2 separate regions of the Homo sapiens genome follow, and region 1 is linked to region 2. Evidence: chromatin loops called from intact Hi-C (ENCODE). Cell type or tissue: psoas muscle. All regions are shown on one strand.

The links. Peaks named below come from ENCODE experiments on the same cell type or tissue, not always from the same donor. Only the 100,000 strongest peaks of a DNase experiment are listed, where the experiment ranks them.
Region 1: it touches region 2 in a loop (8-fold over the local background); 94 of 110 quality-filtered maps call a loop at or near these places.

Annotation. Positions count from the first base shown.
Region 1 is chr3:186,240,561-186,243,060 of GRCh38, reverse strand. It overlaps DGKG (diacylglycerol kinase gamma), which reads left to right. Exons shown (of 25, transcript NM_001346.3): 20 at 493-557. Among named protein-coding and RNA genes, the nearest start is that of DGKG, 120 kb to the left of the region's middle. RefSeq lists an enhancer at 758-807. In psoas muscle, CTCF peaks have their summits at 328 (motif pointing left) and 1,051 (motif pointing right); DNase peaks (open chromatin) are centred at 370 and 1,050; H3K4me3 peaks cover 1,697 bases; H3K27ac peaks cover 2,300 bases.
Region 2 is chr3:185,978,248-185,980,747 of GRCh38, reverse strand. It overlaps the pseudogene NMRAL2P. Among named protein-coding and RNA genes, the nearest start is that of TRA2B, 41 kb to the right of the region's middle. In psoas muscle, no CTCF peak of the experiment used is centred here; no DNase peak of the experiment used is centred here.

The DNA of each region.
Region 1 (2,500 bases), 260 kb before region 2:
GAGTGAACGGGACCTAGGAACTCTATGCTATTTTTGCAACTTAATTGTGAGTCAAAATATTCCAAAATAAAAACTATTTTAAAAAGAACTAGTATGGAAAGTCATTTCCAGAGACTCATGCTCAGCCCCAGACACAGGCTCCTGATCTCTAACTGCTCACAGACTCTCAGTCTCCCCAGAGGGCAAAGGCTTTCCCCTTCACTCACCCCTGAACTATCTATCTGTTCTCAGCGGGTCCGGGCTAGAGTGAAATAGCAAGGACTCCAGAGTCAACTGGCATAGGCTGTAAGAGTATTGGTGGTGCTAGCTCATCCCCCTGGAGGCAGTGTTGAGCCTCTGTTGGCTCCGCGGATGTGACCTGGAGCCCCACCATGCGATAGATAGAGTCCCAGGGTTGGCATGACTCAGCGAGTGCATGCGTGCGTCCCTTCCCTCCGCACTGCACTGTCATGACCACTCACCAAGGATCTGCTTTGTCTCTTTCACTTTCAGGACGCTTCCATTGCACACAGATTCCATGTGATGAGAGAGAAACATCCTGAAAAATTCAACAGCAGGTAAGCTGCAGGCCCGGCTGCGCTGCCACCCACCCAGTGTGGCCCTGGCGGAACAGAGGCCTTTCACCTGCTCTCTGGAAATTTTCCCAGCCAGGGCCGCTGGGGACTTGGCCTTCCTGCCACTTGCCGGAAGGAGGGTTTCCATTTCCAAGAAAAAAAAAAGTGTCAGAAACTTGGCGCAGGCTAACTGCCTGTCCTCTCCCAAAGGATCTGTGCAGAGGGCAGGGCTGGAGGGCAGGAGGTGGGTATGAAGGGCCTGCTTTTGCAGGGGAGGAGGTGGGAGGGCGTCTGCCCTTGTCTAACTGGAACCCCCGTCCTGAGTCTCTGCTGCTTCCAAGTACAGCGCCTCCAACCCCAGCCCCTCATGATTCTTTTGGGGAAGAGCAGGGAGGCTGGAAGAGACCCTAGCTTCTGTCGGTCTCAAATGGGAGGAGGTGGCAGCTCCGGGACTTGGACCAGGAGGACCAGAAGGGTGTCTCCTTTGCCTCCCCCGACAGCAGAGGGCAGCAGCAGAGAGGTACCTGCAAAGGCTGGAGACCCGGAACCCACTAAGTCCCAGCCTCAGCCTGGGCACTCTGTGAAGTCACCAAGTTAGGTTCAAAAATGAAAGGAAAGAGGAAACCAGATCATTTGCAAGAGAAAGCAAACCCTTCTTCCTTGTAGGATGAAATTTGCCAGAACTTAGTTGTGACTGACGTATAGCTACCCCTTTCTCCCTCTTTCCTTCTTTGTCTGTATCTTCTCATTAGTCAATTTTCATTCTTTCTTTCTTTTTCTTTGTTGTACTATTTCAAGATGACCACTATTTCAGACACTGTTCCCACCCCAACCCTAGGTAGGTTGGGAGAAGAATGGATAATGATTTGGACTTTGTTTTTGAGCCTAAAGGTGTTGACTTTTATTTAGCCCACAGAATTGTCTTTTTATTTATTTATTTATTTATTTATTTTTGAGATGGAATCTCACTCTGTCACCCAGGCCAGAGTGCAGTGGCGTGATCTTGTCTCACTGCAACCTCCTCCTCCCAGGTTCAAGCGATTCTCCTGCCTCAGCCTCCTGAGTAGCTGGGACTACAGGCGTGCACCATCATGCCTGGCTAACTTTTGTATTTTTAGTAGAGATGGGGTTTCACTATGTTCACCAGGCTGGTCTCAAACTCCTGACCTCAAGTGACCCGTCCTCCTCGGCCTCCCAAAGTGCTGGGATTACAAGCAAGAATTGTCCTTAAAAGAGAGGTTAGAGTGTTCATTGAAGACATTCATTTAAAGCCCAGGACCCATCATTTTCATCACTGGCCATTTTCATTCCTACTCTTTGTCCTGACCCCACAGCCTGAGAAGTCAACCAAGAAGAAGGAGGTCTTTTTAGAGGTCAGAAACTGAACACTATAGCTTCAGAAAGAGCGATCTGTGGGATCCGATAGCAGCTGAACGAACCTTTTAGGAAGTGCATCCTGCCACAGCATCTTCTTGCTCTCACACACACAGACTATACACACTCACTGCACACTAGGAACACGTGTACTTCCAGCCCCTGATACTATAGTCACAAACTTACAGTTCAGATGATCTCCTCTAACGGTCTTTTGCACTCCCAGATACACACAAACCACTTTTTTAAAAAGTACTCCTCTTCAACCCATTCCTCAGGCTTTTAAGGTCCTCTTTTCACACAAGTATCTTTTTTTTTTTTTTTTCATGGAGTTTCGCTCTGTTGCTCAGCCTGGAGTGCAGTGGCGCGATCTTGGCTCACTGCAACTTCCACCTCCTGGGTTCAAACAATTCTTCCGTCTCAGCCTCCCAAGTAGCTGGGATTACAGGCACCCACTACCACACCCAGCTGATTTTTGTATTTTTAGTAGAGACAGTGTTTCACCATGTTGGCCAGGCTGGTCTCGAACTCCTGACCTCAAGTGAGCCACCCACCTCAGGCTCCCAAAGTGC
Region 2 (2,500 bases):
AATGCTAAGCCAGAGATATAGAAAGGTCCTATTGGGTCCTTCTGTCACCTTGTCTTTCCACATCCCTACCCTTCACAGGCCTTCCCTCCAGCTTCCTGCCCCCGCTCCCCACTGCAGATCCCCTGGATTTTGCCTAGAGCTAAACGAGGAGATGGGCCCCCTGGCCCTGGCATGACTTGAACCCAACCACAGACTGGAAAGGAGCCTTTCGAGAGTGGATCACTTTGATAAGAAAACACATAGGAATGAAGAGAAGTCCACAAATGGCCACCCGTGCTGGTGCTCAAGAAAAGTTTGCAGAATGGATAAATGAAGGATCAAGGAATTAATAGATGAATAATTGAATGGTGGCTCAATAGATGACTTCATGAATGAGTCAGAAAATAAACTTCCAATCTTGAGGCAAAACTGAATTTTAGCATTTCCAATGCTTGTGCTTGTTCATTGAACACCATGTTCCCCAGAAAATTCTCTACAAAGATGTTCATTTTTTTAAGTTAAAAGTACTTAAAAGTTCACTGGGAATTTTGCAATGCAGTTGAGAAAACTGGAGCTGCCTAGGGGAATTTCAGCATTAGGGCTTGAAATTACTCACCCAGGAGAAATCCCAGTATAATCTGCCCTCCCATTAGTGGTAGGAGAGAAGCTCCAAGTTCCGAGGCTTCTCATTTTACCAAACAGGTGTACCACCCTTATCACTAACTAGCAAGTTAAATGTGAATCAAATTACCGTGTTCTATCACCAATGCAGTGCTTCCTACTGAAGAGGCGACCGCAGGAAATCCTTCGGTGTTGCAAACAATTGCATTCCAGCATGTTCTGTCAACATGAATGTTGTGCCGTAAAGAGGAAAAGGATCAGAGAGGAAAGAGGCTGTGTGGTGCAGAGGCCTATCTGAACAGCTGATTTTCTACATGCCCTTGAAGGCTCCCTGGTTCTCTGAGATAAACTGGCTGAAGCTTTTGACTTTGGGATTTAGTTGGTGGGTGAGATTGACATCTCGGTCTGGCTTCATTTCATAGAAACGACACATATTGGCTATTTCCTTTGCTGCAGGGAATCCCAGCTTCTCGAAAGCTTCCGGGGTAATCTTTTAAGAACAAATAAGAAGACAGAAAATGTTATAGCCCATACTTAAAATAGTTTGAAATGACATTATTCACCTTAATGATGACACAGGTCCATAATTCTTTTTTTTTTTTTTTTAAGACAGTGTCTCACTCTGTCACTCAGACTGGAGTGCAGTGGTGCGATCTCGGCTCACTGCAACCTCTGCCCTCCGAGTTCAAGTAATTCTCCTGCCTCAGCCTCCTGAGTAGCTGGGATTACAGGCACCCGCCACCACGCCCGACTAATTTTGTGTATTTTTGGTAGAGATGGGGTTTCGCCATGTTGGCCAGCCTGGTCTCAAACTCCTGACCTCAGGTGATCTGCCCGCCTCTGCCTCCCAAAGTGCTGGGGTTACAGGTGTGAGCCACAGCACCCAGCCAGGTCCACAATTCTTTAGCCTAACTCCAAAATCCAAGAGACTCTAAAGTTTTTTTTCCCCCATAAGCCATTTGGCAGCAAACTGACCTTTTTGAACTAAATTAGTGGCAAACCTGATCTAACTATGTGAAGCTATTTATGGTCTTTAATCATACCATTTAGTGGAAACATTCAAATATTTGCCTGCAGAGATATAGATGTGTTTGATTACAGGTTCCTGCTCCAGCCCGTGCTGGTGATGTTATATATGTAGACAATAACCTATCTAAAAGCCGAAAGATTCCTAAAGCTGAATTGTTTCTGGCCCCAAGCCTTTTGGGTAAGGTACTGTAGATCTGTACCAGCCTTCATGTGAATAGCACCTCACAGTGCTCTTGCCTATACTTCCTCTTCGTATTCCCCCACCAGCCCTCTGAAACCGTCCACCCACCTGGGCCTCCATGCGGCATCAAGATCCCCCCTCTCTGGCACCAGGCTCTCCTTCTCACCTGGCTGATGGCCCATCCATCCTCGCTCCCTTTCTTGGTTAGAGGTCTGTATTTTACCTCCAATTGCCCCAGCCTTTGCCAAGGCCAGGCCCAAGCAGAAATGGAGCCCATCCCACGCCAACTGAGCTGCCTTCTGTCACCTTCCATAAAATCCACTCCTTGAATCCTTTCTAACACTAACTAGATCCATAATTCCCCCTACTGAATTAGCTAAAAATCATTTCTATTGGATCCAGTATAATCTGTCTTTAGCCCTCAGAGATAAACTCTGACTTTGCAATTTTACTTGGCCTTTAAAAAAGGTGACAGACACAAACAACTTAGGCAAAACAATGATTGTCACATGCATTCATAATAATGAGAAAATTAAGAACAACCTACATGGCCAACAATACAGAAATGGTAGAATTAATTGTGGTACATCTACTCTCAGAACATAATGCAGTTTAATGTTTTTGGAGAAGTTTAACAAAATAGAAAAATTCTCATAACATTAACTGAAAAGGCCAGAAACAAAATGGTAC